Linked DNA regions of Homo sapiens: all the other regions are linked to region 1. Evidence: chromatin contacts called from ENCODE Hi-C or POLR2A ChIA-PET data. All regions are on one chromosome and are shown on one strand. The core of a region is the stretch at or near the end of the contact, and the rest is flanking DNA. Distances in the headings are between cores, read along the strand shown.

Evidence for each region. A loop is a pair of places that touch in the nucleus more often than their neighbours do. ChIA-PET counts read pairs that join two places held with the same protein, here RNA polymerase II (POLR2A). Pooled maps may share reads with other maps.
Region 2: a pooled map shows a loop between it and region 1 (6-fold over the local background). The contact joins the promoter of SOD1 here to the promoter of SETD4 in region 1. A Hi-C loop is called at or near these places in 10 of 50 pooled maps. POLR2A ChIA-PET finds 5 or more read pairs at or near these places in 2 of 52 experiments (HEK293 and naive thymus-derived CD8-positive, alpha-beta T cell).
Region 3: a loop to region 1 is called in a map of B cell, with 28 times the contacts of the local background. The contact joins the promoter of URB1-AS1 here to the promoter of SETD4 in region 1. A Hi-C loop is called at or near these places in 2 of 168 maps with a recorded cell type or tissue (B cell and CD4-positive, alpha-beta T cell) and 10 of 50 pooled maps.
Region 4: a loop to region 1 is called in a map of naive thymus-derived CD4-positive, alpha-beta T cell, with 6 times the contacts of the local background. The contact joins the promoter of PAXBP1-AS1 here to the promoter of SETD4 in region 1. A Hi-C loop is called at or near these places in 1 of 168 maps with a recorded cell type or tissue (naive thymus-derived CD4-positive, alpha-beta T cell), 1 of 37 single-sample maps with no recorded cell type and 8 of 50 pooled maps.
Region 5: a pooled map shows a loop between it and region 1 (6-fold over the local background). The contact joins the promoter of PSMG1 here to the promoter of SETD4 in region 1. A Hi-C loop is called at or near these places in 2 of 168 maps with a recorded cell type or tissue (CD8-positive, alpha-beta T cell and naive thymus-derived CD4-positive, alpha-beta T cell), 1 of 37 single-sample maps with no recorded cell type and 9 of 50 pooled maps.

Annotation. Positions count from the first base shown.
Region 1 is chr21:36,059,117-36,061,837 of GRCh38, forward strand. It overlaps SETD4 (SET domain containing 4), which reads right to left and starts at 1,410. Exons shown (of 12, transcript NM_017438.5): 1 at 1,231-1,410. SETD4-AS1 (SETD4 antisense RNA 1) reads left to right here and starts at 1,488. Exons shown (of 3, transcript NR_186380.1): 1 at 1,488-1,505. RefSeq lists enhancers at 1,183-1,332, 1,363-1,412.
Region 2 is chr21:31,658,302-31,661,022 of GRCh38, forward strand. SOD1 (superoxide dismutase 1) reads left to right here and starts at 1,392. Exons shown (of 5, transcript NM_000454.5): 1 at 1,392-1,540. The coding sequence starts at 1,469. SOD1-DT (SOD1 divergent transcript) reads right to left here and starts at 1,723. Exons shown (of 3, transcript NR_187558.1): 1 at 1,096-1,723. RefSeq lists silencers at 1,005-1,324, 1,595-1,874 and an enhancer at 2,035-2,234.
Region 3 is chr21:32,391,792-32,394,512 of GRCh38, forward strand. URB1-AS1 (URB1 antisense RNA 1 (head to head)) reads left to right here and starts at 1,342. Exons shown (of 1, transcript NR_026845.1): 1 at 1,342-2,169. It overlaps URB1 (URB1 ribosome biogenesis factor), which reads right to left and starts at 1,221. Exons shown (of 39, transcript NM_014825.3): 1 at 978-1,221. The coding sequence starts at 1,119. RefSeq lists enhancers at 487-1,269, 1,129-1,423, 1,270-2,051, 1,574-1,823.
Region 4 is chr21:32,726,729-32,729,449 of GRCh38, forward strand. It overlaps PAXBP1-AS1 (PAXBP1 antisense RNA 1), which reads left to right and starts at 1,386. Exons shown (of 4, transcript NR_038879.1): 1 at 1,386-2,721. It overlaps SYNJ1 (synaptojanin 1), which reads right to left and starts at 1,285. Exons shown (of 33, transcript NM_203446.3): 1 at 1,218-1,285; 2 at 44-189. The coding sequence starts at 167. RefSeq lists enhancers at 491-991, 992-1,492 and a silencer at 957-1,456.
Region 5 is chr21:39,182,133-39,184,853 of GRCh38, forward strand. PSMG1 (proteasome assembly chaperone 1) reads right to left here and starts at 1,319. Exons shown (of 7, transcript NM_003720.4): 1 at 1,120-1,319. The coding sequence starts at 1,253. It also overlaps a transcript of BRWD1 not described here. RefSeq lists silencers at 995-1,074, 1,275-1,494.

The DNA.
Region 1 (2,721 bases), core at 160-2,659:
AATCATGATCCCTACAGTAACAGAATTCCCATTATATCAGTCCCTCTAAAACAGTTTTATCTTGCAGACCTAGTGACTACAGCTTAATCTACTAAAAATACAAAAAATAGCTAGGCGTGGTGGCACACGCCTGTAATCCCAGCTACTTGGGAGGCTGAGGCAGGAGAATCGCTTGAACCTGGGAGGCGGAGGTTGCAGTGAGCCGAGATCGCGCTACTGCACTCCAGCCTGGGCGACAGAGCGAGGCTCCGTCTCAAAAAAATAAAAAAATAAATACATAAATAAAAATAAAATAATGGCTGGGTACAGTGGCTCACGCCTGTAAAACCAGCACTTTGGGAGCCCGAGGCGGGCTGAGGTCAGGAGTTCAAGACCAGCCTGGCCAACATGGTGAAACCCCGTCTCTACTAAAAATACAAAAATCAGCCGGGCGTGGTGGCAGGCACCTGTAATACCAGCTACTGGGGAGGCTGAGGCAGGAGAATCGCTTGATCTCAGGAGGCGGAAGCTGCAGCTAGACGAGATCACGCCACTGCACTCCAACCTGGGCGACAGAGCGAGACTCTGTCACAAAAAATAAATTAAAAAAATAAAAATAAAAAATAAATCTACTTCTAAAACATACGAGGGCAGAAATGAGCAAGAGACAAGAACTCCAGGCAATATTAATACCGCACTTCCGCAGTATAAGGTTCATTATTTGACCTAACGAAAGTCGGCATGTCCAGCTCCAGAGGCGAACGGCGGCTGGTTCGGTGCGGGTCCCAGCGCTCAGTCCACAGACCGCGCCGGGAAGTGTCCCCAAGACTCCCGGGCCCTCGCGCGAGCTGTCCACCATCACCCTGCTGAGGACCACGTGAAGCCCGGTGACCGCCACAGACACAGGCACCGTCCCCGCCCCCATAGTCCTCAAACTCTAGCCGTGAGGCCGTCCTACGGTCCGACACACACCGCTCCCGCAGCCATAGGCCAGCCAGGCGAGCATCGGACCTCGGGCCTCAGGCTCCTCAGCTTTACGCAGCGCGCCGGAGCAACATGCGCTAAGTGTAGGACTCCACAAGATGAGAGGTTACTGCAGCGCACACGATAATGCCTGCCCTGGAGGGGACCTGCGACCTAAACTCAGTTCTTTTTACGCTGATGAATGAAAGACTAAGGAACGCACCCCGCCGACTCTGCTCCCGTTACCCGGGCAACTGGAGGCCCGACCCGGAAGTCCTACTAGCTCACCTAGGCGCCGGCGGCCGCTTCCAAGATGGAGGCTGCAGTGGGCGGGCCCAAGGCACGTGGAAATACCAAACAGCCCCAGATGAAGGCAAGTTAAAGGAACCGGCCAAAACTGCAGAGGGAGAGGCTGAAGGCTGTCGCGCCTGCCTGGTGTCCTTAAGCAATCCAAGTCCTCAGTCTCCCGGGTCCGCCCCTTCCGCCGCGGGCGGCAGCTTCCGGCTCGCGCATGCGCAGTGTTCGCGGACTCGCCGCCAACGCCCAGTACAGTCGGGGACGAGGTCGGCACACCCACAGCCCCATAACCCCTACGTCGAGTCAGGGGTCAGAAAACCCAGTAACCCGCAGGCGAGCAAGCTGCGCACTGAAAAGCCGGCCTGCGGAGTCTTTCCTTACGAAGTTAAACCACCTAGGGCGCGCGGCCCTGTTCGCCCAGACCTCGGGCTTTCCTGCCAGGCTGGGTTTGCCGGGTCGAGTCACTTTGCTCGCCAATCCCCGCCCCCATTCCACCGTTTCATTCTGGCCCCAGGACCCGCCTCACAGGAAAATTCTAAATAATATATCTAAATACCCCTTCTTCCAATAGCGGGAGCTCGATTTCTGCCCCACCCACCCCCACTTTGATTATGGGCTATGCCTAGTAACTTGATTCCAAAGAGTACAGCCTGGAATGGTGTTGGGGACTACAGTGGAGAAACCTGGCAAACAGTACCTTACCGGGTGGTCAAGGATAACATCAGGAAGAAATCATGCTGATAGCATGTTCCTGTGGTGTCTCTCTCCAAAACCCTTCTATGGAAATCTTCTATGGGGGAAAAAAAATTAGTACTCCTAAACATGTTTTCTGTCATGAAAAACAAGTACAGTTGTCCCTTAGTGTCCGTGGGGGAATGGTTCCAGGACCCTGCGGATACCAGAATTAGAATGCTCAAGTCCCTTGTATACAATGGTGTAAACCTAAGTAACAAAAGAGGCTCCCTAAAAGAAAATGAGATTTATCTGGGAGTAGCATTGCAATGGGAATATGCATGCCATAGTAAACTGTGTGCGTTTTGGGGGAGGTTGAGGCAAGGAGATGTTTTTAAAAGGAAAATGAAGATTATATGAATTGCTTTAAATCAATTATCTTTGGCTAAAAGAATGAATAACAAAGGTAGCATCAGTCCAAAGTTGCTGGACAGATGTCCTTGCAGAAGGATTTTCTGTGTTTAAGATTGGGCCTTTCTGCAAGGTTAGGGTCTTTTGTGACAATTCTTGTTATGAGGCGTAGTGCATGAGAACCCTTCCTTCAAGGCCTTCCCCAGCTGCATTTATCAGGGTTTTGACACAAGTGACTCCATTTTGATTCTGCAACTTTCACAATGGTGTAATATTTGCATATAACCTATGCACATCCTCCCATATACTTTAAATCATCTCTAGATTACTTATAACATCTAATACAATGTAAATACTATGTAAATAGTGAAGGGGTGGCCTGCCGCTCCACACCTGTGG
Region 2 (2,721 bases), core at 142-2,641, 4.4 Mb before region 1:
GAATATACGAATTATCTGGAGACTACTACCAAATACAACAGGCAAAACTGCAAATATGTATACTTCCTAGAGGATGATAAAAAAATGTGAATTGTATTTCTCTGATAGAGGATGCATTAGAGTCTGAGGGTCTAAATAGCGTAAATAATAAATAAGTAAATAAATCGATAGTAGTGTACTCCAAACGAGGCTGGAATAGCTTCTATTGTTGTTTCACACTGGACTTCAATTAAGTCTCAGTATTTTGCCATACTCAATATTAAGTACTAGGCTGGACGTGGTGGCTCATGTCTGTAATCCCAGCACTTTGGGAGGCCGAGGTGGGTAGATGGCTGGCTTGAGCTCAGGAGTTTGAAACCAGCCTGGGCAACATGGTAAAACCCCATCTGTACCCAAAATACAAAAATCAGCCAGGTGTGGTGGCACATGCCTGTGGTCCCAGGTACTTGGGAGGCTGAGGCAGGAGGATGGCTTGAACCCAGGAGGTGGAGGCTGCAGTGAGCTATGATGGCGCCACTGCACTCCAGCCTGGGTGACAGAGCGAGACCCTGTCTCAAAAATCAAACAAACAACCCCCTCGCCCCGGACAAAAGTAGTTTGCACTATTTTCTCATTTCACAATATGTTTTTGAAATATTTCCCTTGAAAGGTAAGTCATATTTATCATTCCTGTTGTATGGAGGCATCATAAATTATTTCACCATTCTACCCTCCTTGAGTGTTGTGGCCTTTAGGCCAGACAAAAACGCAGGTGATGCCTAGAAGCCAACTAGTTGCCGTTTGGTTATCTGTAGGGTTGTGGCCTTGCCAAACAGGAAAAATATAAAAAGAATACCGAATTCTGCCAACCAAATAAGAAACTCTATACTAAGGACTAAGAAAATTGCAGGGGAAGAAAAGGTAAGTCCCGGGATTGAGGTGTAGCGACTTTCTATACCCTCAGAAAACTAAAAAACAAGACAAAAAAATGAAAACTACAAAAGCATCCATCTTGGGGCGTCCCAATTGCTGAGTAACAAATGAGACGCTGTGGCCAAACTCAGTCATAACTAATGACATTTCTAGACAAAGTGACTTCAGATTTTCAAAGCGTACCCTGTTTACATCATTTTGCCAATTTCGCGTACTGCAACCGGCGGGCCACGCCCCCGTGAAAAGAAGGTTGTTTTCTCCACATTTCGGGGTTCTGGACGTTTCCCGGCTGCGGGGCGGGGGGAGTCTCCGGCGCACGCGGCCCCTTGGCCCCGCCCCCAGTCATTCCCGGCCACTCGCGACCCGAGGCTGCCGCAGGGGGCGGGCTGAGCGCGTGCGAGGCGATTGGTTTGGGGCCAGAGTGGGCGAGGCGCGGAGGTCTGGCCTATAAAGTAGTCGCGGAGACGGGGTGCTGGTTTGCGTCGTAGTCTCCTGCAGCGTCTGGGGTTTCCGTTGCAGTCCTCGGAACCAGGACCTCGGCGTGGCCTAGCGAGTTATGGCGACGAAGGCCGTGTGCGTGCTGAAGGGCGACGGCCCAGTGCAGGGCATCATCAATTTCGAGCAGAAGGCAAGGGCTGGGACGGAGGCTTGTTTGCGAGGCCGCTCCCACCCGCTCGTCCCCCCGCGCACCTTTGCTAGGAGCGGGTCGCCCGCCAGGCCTCGGGGCCGCCCTGGTCCAGCGCCCGGTCCCGGCCCGTGCCGCCCGGTCGGTGCCTTCGCCCCCAGCGGTGCGGTGCCCAAGTGCTGAGTCACCGGGCGGGCCCGGGCGCGGGGCGTGGGACCGAGGCCGCCGCGGGGCTGGGCCTGCGCGTGGCGGGAGCGCGGGGAGGGATTGCCGCGGGCCGGGGAGGGGCGGGGGCGGGCGTGCTGCCCTCTGTGGTCCTTGGGCCGCCGCCGCGGGTCTGTCGTGGTGCCTGGAGCGGCTGTGCTCGTCCCTTGCTTGGCCGTGTTCTCGTTCCTGAGGGTCCCGCGGACACCGAGTGGCGCAGTGCCAGGCCCAGCCCGGGGATGGCGACTGCGCCTGGGCCCGCCTGGTGTCTTCGCATCCCTCTCCGCTTTCCGGCTTCAGCGCTCTAGGTCAGGGAGTCTTCGCTTTTGTACAGCTCTAAGGCTAGGAATGGTTTTTATATTTTTAAAAGGCTTTGGAAAACAAAAATACGCAACAGAGACCGTTTGTGTGACACTTTGCAGGGAAGTTTGCTGGCCTCTGTTCTAGGTCATGATTGGGCTGCAAGGGCAGAGAAGGTAGCCTTGAACAGAGGTCCTTTTCCTCCTCCTAAGCTCCGGGAGCCAGAGGTTTAACTGACCCTTTTGGGGATTTTTGAGGGCAGTGATCTTAACTTTGGGTGCACAGTTAGCTTATTTGAAGATCTTACTAAAAATACACCAGAGCCCAACCTCCGACCAATTACATCAAAACCTGTCCTAGTGCAGGGTGAGTATTGCTGTTTTTTGAAAGTTTCCAAAAGTGATTTTGATGTGCACCTACGATTGAGAACTGTCGTTTGAGGACAGTGGGTGGAGTTTCGTATTTGGAAATTAGAAGACCTGGAGTTTCCATTACACCGAATTGGCACTTAATAACTGTTGTCGGAGCATTTCTTAAGCCACATTTTCGTAAAGTGGCTTTAAAATTGCTCTGCCAGTAGGCAGGTTGCTAAGATGGTCAGAGACAAACTTCTGAACGACTCTTGTAAAATATACAGAAATATTTTCAGAACTTTTATCAGTAAAATTACAAAACGTGTT
Region 3 (2,721 bases), core at 92-2,591, 3.7 Mb before region 1:
TGCTTGAGACTGGGAGTTCGAGGGCAGCCTGGACAACATAGTGAGATTCCATCTCTACAAAAAGTAAAAAAAAAAAAAAAAACATAGCTGGGCATGGTGTTGTGCACCTACAATCTCAGCTACTTGGGAGGCTGAGGTGGGAGGACAGCTTAAGCCCAGAAGTTCAAGGCTGCAGTGAGCTATGATAGTGCCACTGCACTTCAGCCTGGGCAACAGAGCAAGACCCTGTCGTTTAAAAAAAAAAATGAGGACAAAAATTGGAAGTTGAAGATATTTTGGCCATTAATTTAATCGTTTATTTAACCTGGGAGAAAAACTGCCACTGTTTTATTTTAGAGCAATGCTTCCACATGGCAACACGTTCAATTGCGTTTTTCCCAAACCATGTTACTTTCCAAACGATTACAAGTAGTCGCGAAGGGTGGTCACACTTTACAAAAAGTGTAATTAAATTATAGAGTCGGCTACATCTCAGTCACTGGCCCATTCCTGGTCAACTGACAAGTAGCTGTGGTGGCTTCTAGTAGCTTGTTACAAGTCATCAAGTCAGTATGAGTGTTGGGGGATGGAAGCTATTGAAAACGGTGCTGACGGCCCAAGGAGTAGCAAACTGTCTCATGAACCGTCCTGAGCCGACTCAGTAAGGACTCAATAGAGAAGGACACTTCATTTACTTCCCTGACAACTGCAATAAAGAGGTTTTAGAGCTCGCTGAGGGATGCTGCCTGGGCAAGGGAAATAAATGTGTTGTAACATGAAACGGTCCCAATCAAGCAAGTCGGGGCCCTCTCGCTGTCGCCGACAGTCCAGAGCAAGGAAGTACACAGCAGTCCTGAACCTCAGTTTTCTGCAAACCAGAGGCTTGCCACTGAGCCTATGTGACCCGAAAGCTGCAGAAAGGAGAGGCTGTGCCCGGCACACGGAGGCCGCCTCGCCAGCCTGTGCTCCCGACCCTGCGCCTGCCGCCCCGGACTCACCTGGCCCGGGGCCCTGCGGGTCCTTCAGCTGAGCCTTGAACCGCACGCCCGTGAGCTCTTCTTTGCGGGCGCGCTTGGCTGCACCCGCGGAGGAAGCCGCGCCGTCCTGGCCGCCCGAGGCCTTCCTCTTGGGGACCCCCATGGCCGAGAGGGCGGAAGCGCGACGGAAACGACACACCTGAGGGGACCCGGCAGGAGCACTGGCACAGACAGCAGACACGCGCTTCAGGCCCACATGGCGCAGGAAGAGGCGGGGCTGGCGGAAGAGGCGGGGCTGGCGGAAGAGGCGGGGCTCGGGGAAAGGCCGGCGGAAGGGGCCGACCCGCGCGAGGCTGGGACCGGCGGAAGGGGCGTGGCCTGCAGAAGGGGCGGGGCGATAGGGATCCAGAGTCTTGGGGATCCAGAGTCTTGGGGCTCCATGTGAGTTTGCTGTACCGGTTGTCCCGGTCACGGCATGGGGCGAGCGGACACTCCACGACACCCCCCGCCCCCGGCTGCAGGGTTTGGGGTCCACCGGGGCGCATTTCTGATCCCAGTGGCTCTTCGGGTGCTCTTGGCCGGAAGAACTCCCAGACCTTTCACTCCTGGCCTGGCCGATCCACGAAGACTCGGGCCCCGGCGCGTCCAAGCAGCACAATGAGTAGTTCTTGACCCGAGGTCGCCCTGAAGGTGTCGCATGAAGAGCTTGCTTCACACACAACAGGATTCGATACTTTGCCAATTCAAGGCCCTGGTGGCTGGCCGGGAAGGTGGATTCGCCTTGGCTAGGTGCCAGGCAGGTCCGCCTGTGCGGGTGCCCCTGACTTCGACCCCTAGCTTATGTCACAGCCCGAACCAGATCGACTGGTCTGGTAGCAGCCTGTCACTCCAGACTGTCCTCCACCCCAGACTTCCGCAAACTGATGGGCTCTTTGCGCCGTGCAGGGTGGGAGGAGAAGACCAAACGAAGTAACGTCTGTAAAACCCCTTCCTGGACAGCGTAAGGCCTCCACATCTAAGTTCCTGTCATTAAAATGGAGACAGCAAAGCCGACCCTATCCAGTCCTTGGGACTGTTATGAACAGAAAATGATGCAATGTATGAAAAACTGCTTTGAGGAGAAAAACAACACAGTGTGTTTTTGGAAGATGTGATTGATTTGTAAACCGCATTAAATGCTCTGAAATAAAATGAAAGTAAAAATAAGTAAAAACAGGCTGGTACATATTTTAATACGACTTCATCGATACTTAGGTATGTGTCCAAATAAATCATGAACCAGCGCATTAGATAAGTAACTTGGTGATTACTGAAATTCTCCATCAGGTTGTCCTCTAGTCTAAGAAAATTGTGTTTCATATTCTGTAAGCAGATGTGTTTTGAACATCTGAGGATGTGGGCTTTTGTGGCCTGTTGGGGTCTCAGAGTTTCTAGTAGAAAAAGCACGTGTGTTGACGCTGAGCCTCTGTCCCGACAAGATGATTGTGCCTGTGGAGATGTCTATGTTGTAGGCAGGTCAGAGAGAGGGTGTCACCCCTAGCAGATATGAGCTAATGCAGCAATGTTAAGAGAGGGGAATATGCTCAAAAAGTCATCTGTAAAAGGCAACACTCATTAGTGAATACAGACTTAATTCTGACTGATTATCCACACTGGTCCTCTTCTTTGGTTAATCGCTAACCACCAACTTTGTTTTCTGCCATGGTGGTCCCAACCAAAAAGTTATCAGAAAGAGTTAGGAAACAGTCAAAAGCCCTGAGTTCAG
Region 4 (2,721 bases), core at 136-2,635, 3.3 Mb before region 1:
AAAACAGAGACCATGACAAATTGGGCTCTAACAGATGACTTACAGAGCACAGCGACAGCCCCAGACTCGAACATGAGACATTCTTCCTTATGCCTAGTTTCCACTATGAGGCTGAAAGGTGGGGGATCCAATTTGTGATAGATCCGGAATCCTTTACTGAACGCCATTCTCCTTTCTTCGGAGGCAGCCCTGCGAAAACCAAGCAAAGCAAAGCAAATGAAGCTGATGTTTCCTTCTGCAGCAAGGACTGCAAAGCATCCAAAAGTCCCTCCCCGCCAGGTTTTGATGGGGGGTTGGGGTGGGAAAAAACAGACAGCTCTGGGAGAAAATGGCTTTTTCCAAAAGATAAGTCGTCACTTAATTTTACCAAAAAGCAAGAGGAAAAGCTATCAATTCTCATACCAAGGCAAGACAAGGTTTTAGCACTGTAAGTCAATCAACGGTCTGGTTGAGTTTCCCGTTTAATTTATGCTTACTGAAAGGAAAAATTTTGAGCGTATTTCGTCCGGAGCTGTTTATCAGCTTCCTGCTTCAAGATCTGTCACTACGTTGAAAGGGAACCTATTTGGAAACTTCAAGCAGTTCCTTCGAGGTGAAAGGAGCGGAGGTGGGAGGGAAGGGTGACAAGGCTGGTTCAAAGCTCCTTAGGGGGCAGGAGAAGGAAAAGGATTATCCCACGCGACAGGCTCTCCCGGGGGTGGCGATGAAGGGCAAGGGAAAAGGCACAGGTTACCGCCGCCTCTCCTGCCCCGGGCTACCGCCGGCTGGGGGGACGGCAGGCGGGGCCGATAAATACGAATGGCCACCCGGGAAGAGTCACGACTCGGGGCACCGACCCGACTGGGGCTCCTCGGGGGTCCCGGGCAGTCGACTGCCCGGGAAAGCGGCTCCTTCTCGGAGAGACGGAAGAGCCGAGCAGCCCAAACCCTCCATTTATGCGCCAGAAGAGATACCCCGGCGCCCAGGCGGATTCGGTTCGTTCCCGCGGGCGGGCTGACAGCCGCTGTCACCACAGCCCCCAGCCTGACGCGGCACCCCGCACAACCAGTGGTCTGCTCACAACCCCGCCCGTCCTCCCGCACCCCGGCTGCTCGCGGTCGCCCCTCACCGCTCCCGCTGACGCTGCGGAGGCAGAGACTGGTCTTGGAGGCGTCCGCCCGCCCGGCTGCCCGTGGGTCTGGCCGCAGCAGCTCCCCGCCCCCCGCCGGCTTGCTCACCTCTTCCTCCGGCTCCTCCTCCTCCTTCTCCCGCAGCCGCCGCCACAGCCGCCGGGAGCGTCACTTCCGCTCCAGCAGGCCCATCTCTTCCGCATTGCGCCGCGGCCGGGGGCGGAAGATCCGCCCCGCGCGAGGGAAGGGGCGGGGCATCAGGAGGGAGACCACGCCCACTCTGCGCCGACCGGCTGGGCCTGGCACCCGCGGGCGGCCCCAGCCTCAGTCTCCAGCTACCTTTGCCTCCTGCGGCCGCCCCCAGGCAGAGCTGCGATCCCACCGCCGGGGGTGCAGGGAGAGGGAAGATCTGGCCTCCTTGGTCCTTTTGCGTGGGCTCTTCAGAGCGTGAGCGCCGGGGAGGGACTCCGGAGAAAAGCTTGGGGGGCTGCGTATTGCTGCTCCCCAAGCTGGGCGTCAGGACCAACCCCGCCGCCCCCACGGGCCTGACGGGAGAGGAGGAAGGGCTCGGGACGGTCGGCTCGCCGAGCCAACCAGGTGGCGCCTGAAGAGCTGTCCATGGTGTCGACAGCCCAGCAAACGGCACCGAGTTCCTAGTCTGAGTGTCTGGATAGGTAGCAGAAGAAAAACTAATGCCTGCTCTGGGACAGTTCTGTTCGGTGCCTTTTCTTGTGTGTTCTGGAGCTCACAGGGTTCTATCGAAGAGTGCTTAGGTGTATACGATGGAGAGTGGGACGTCACAAACCAGGATCTCAAGGCTGAGTCCAACAAAACATGGCCGTAGGGAGGCCACGACAGCTGTGGTTGTCACCGACGGATGAATAGCTTTTGCCAACCGTGGAATTTAGTAACTAAAGGCACCTAACCCTTTTATCTCATCCTCATTTTTCAACAAATGGTGCTTCCTGGCTAATATCAGCGTGTCCCATAGATTTCTGCTTCCATTGAATAGACCTAATAAGAAAGAGAATGAAGTCAAAGCCAACAGGGCAGAAAGAAATTGAAAACCTGAAGAACCCAGCACTCAAACTGTCTCCACTTGCGTTTGCTTTTTCTTTACCTCTTCTCCTTCTGGTTTTCAACAGCCAAAGCAGGATTTAAATTTGGTTATGTTGCAAAAATCATTTCCCTCTTCAGGCCCTGTCATGTGACTTGATTTTTTCGTCCATTTTAGAGAAGCTGTACCCACCCTGGTTTCAGGACACGGAACTAAATTTATTAGAAAAGAAGCCACTTCAAGTCATGAAGGAGAAACACAAAGATTCTTGGATTTAGTTCTAAGAACTAGAGGGGATTTCTATGTCAGTACTGTCTCAGAAAAAACTGTTGATATCAAATGTGTTGCTTGAGAAGTACCTTTTTTTTTTTGAGACGGAGTCTCGCTCTGTCCGCCCAGGCTAGAGTGCAGTGGCGCGATCTCGGCTCACTGCAAGCTCCGCCTCCCGGGTTCACGCCGTTCTCCTGCCTCAGCCTCCCGAGTAGCTGGGATTACAGGTGCCCACCACCACGCCCGGCTAATTTTTGTATTTTTAGTAGAGACAGGGTTTCACCG
Region 5 (2,721 bases), core at 69-2,568, 3.1 Mb after region 1:
AAAGTGAGACAGCTGGGGATAGCCTGCAATAAGAAACAGAAAGCACCACTTAGTAGAAGCATTCTTGCCGACAAAACTTTGAATGAGAATCTGACCAAGCCTCCAAATGAACATTCATTTTACAGGACATGCAGGTGATACAAACGTTAAGTGACACCACAACGAAGCTATCAGACAAATTCAGAGTGTGGGGGCACTGGACAAGACAATCAGTCCTGTCTCTTAGGAGGGGTAAGAGGAGGTTGCTCTAAATGAAGTGACACGTCTAAATGTAACCTGTGGACCCTGTTAGGATTCTCATTCACGCAGACCACTGTAAAATGTCATGTTTGAAAAAACTAGGTAAACGTGAGTGAGCATGGACTACAAAATGATACTGGAAAATTAGTATTAGTGTTGTTAGGGGTGATAATAGCATATGTAAGAAAATCCCTAAAACGTTTGAGATGTATTCTGAAAAATGTAGAGGTGAAAGGCCATGATGACTGGAATTCGCTTAGGAGTGGCGGGAGAGAAAATAAACGTGGCAAAATCTTCCTGTTGAATTTACCCGGTTGTGTAGGGGTCAGGGCTCACTTGACTATTTTCTCCCACTTTTTTGTGTTTGGAAACAATTTTTTTAAAGCGTGTTCATCGGCTACTGACACATCATGCTAATTGAAGTGTTGGGTGCAGGTTTAAAAAGTTTCGAGGGAATTGGTGTGTCCGTGAACAATCCACGACAAACGTGGTGGGGCCCGCGGGAGCGCTGCGGCCCAAGACAGTGTGACAAGCGGGAAGATCACGAGTCCGCAAGACACCAAGCCTCCAGAAATGCTCCAGAAACGCTCCAGAAAGCCTTTAAAGAACGGATTTGAACCCAGCCCTCCCACAGCGGCTTCACCCTGGACTCCACGAAACGCCAGCAGATCCACGCGAGAACCACACACACCTGGGGCTGGCGCCGCTGGACGCCGCGGCTTCACGGAGACCCAGGGCCCAAGCAGAGCCAAGGAGCGGCGGCAACCGCGGGGGCCACTCGGAAGACCGCGGAGCCCCGGCCTTAGGCGCCGTCGCGGCTGCCAGGCCCGCGCACCTTCCAGCTGCGGTGAGCGCGCTGCCCTTATCCCGGTGCCTCACCTCTTCCGCGCCAGCTGCAGACGCACCTCCCTGTCCTCGGGCGTCTCCCTCCGCCCCTCCTCCTCCTCCTCTTCGTCCTCAGTCCCAGCTCGGCACGGCGCCTTCACCACCTCTCCGAAGAACGTGGCCGCCATAGCCGCCCCGTGACCGGCTGGACACAACTGCAGCGCCGCGGGACCGCACGCCGGCTTGCGCGAGACCACGCTCCCTCACCGCGCGGGCAATAAGTCCCGCCCCGCACAGGCCACGCCCTCCGCGCACAGCCCAAGCTCGCGGCCACACCCCCACCGCGCGGGCGCTACGTCCCGCCCCGCACAGGGCTCGCTCCCAGGCACACCCTGAGCTCGCGGCCACGCCCTCTACACCGCCCGCCCGCGCTGTCATGCCCTGGGCCAGCAGTCCCCGCAGCTTTTTTGTTTTTAAATTACAGATTGGGGGAGGGGGTCTCGCTATGTTGCCCAGACTGGTCTCGAACTCCAGGACTCTAGCGATCGTCCTCCTTAGACCTCCCAAAGTGCTTGGATTACAGGCCTCAGCCACCGCGTCCGGCCCCCAAAGGCTTTCATTCGCAGCTTGAGCCCTGCGGGCGCCAGGAGGTGGGAGGACTGCGGGCTAGAGGGGCAGGGGGCGAGAGGAGGGCGGGGCCTCCGTTCGTGGCGGTAGCGGAACCAGGGGTGCAGGGGCGGAGCCAGCGCCGCTGGCCGTGGCGTCCGGGAGCTGTGGGGCCGTCCCCTCATCGTCCGTTTCCATTTTCCTTCTGCGTTAGGAGAGACTGGGGTAGCATTAGTGTACTGAGCACCCGCTCCAAATTTCGACTGCCCAGGTAGGTGGCGGCGCGGTGGTACTGAGGGCCCCCGTAGCCAGGCGCGCCCTCAGACAGCGGGCACGGGCGGACGCAAGGGCAGCAAGAAATACAGCGCTTCGTGGTGGTATAAAAACGAGACCTTTACTCTGGCAATAGGAATTCACATTTCAAAAGCTGATGATTGTCAAGGCGATTTAAAAAACATTTTTATGAGTGTAAAAAATAGTGTTTTAAAGTTGGCCATTTTCTAATACAAAATGTTTCTTTTTAAATAGCCTTTAATAAGCAGAATGTGTGATTGTTCTTTAATTGGTTCTCTTTAAAATGTGCTGGAAGACAAAGTTCGAGGAGCACTGTTTCAAGCAAGAGAAAAAGGGGACATAATTTAAATGAAAATGAAAATATGCAGTAATGCAATGAAAAAACCGTTTCCTAGATTTAGTTGTACCGAAATACATGACATCGCCTGCATTTTGTGACTTTGTCAGTAGTCACGAAGGTAAGTACTACTTTGGGGTCAGAGAGAGCCTGTTGAGATAAAATCTCAAAGCTGTTAGAAACATTTTAAGATGTGGAAAGATAATCAACAAAATCATTTACATAAAATTAGTACTTAGCAGATGTACACATCTGCAAAAATAAAGTGAGTTTGGAAGCAAAATTTGAACATTTAGCAATAAAATTAAGACGAAATTGCTAGCCAGTAAGAGCTTAGGAAACTGGATATCCTTAGTGAGATAGAATAAACAAGATCACCACAATGATGTTTTAAAACATTAGGACTCCTGGGTTAACTG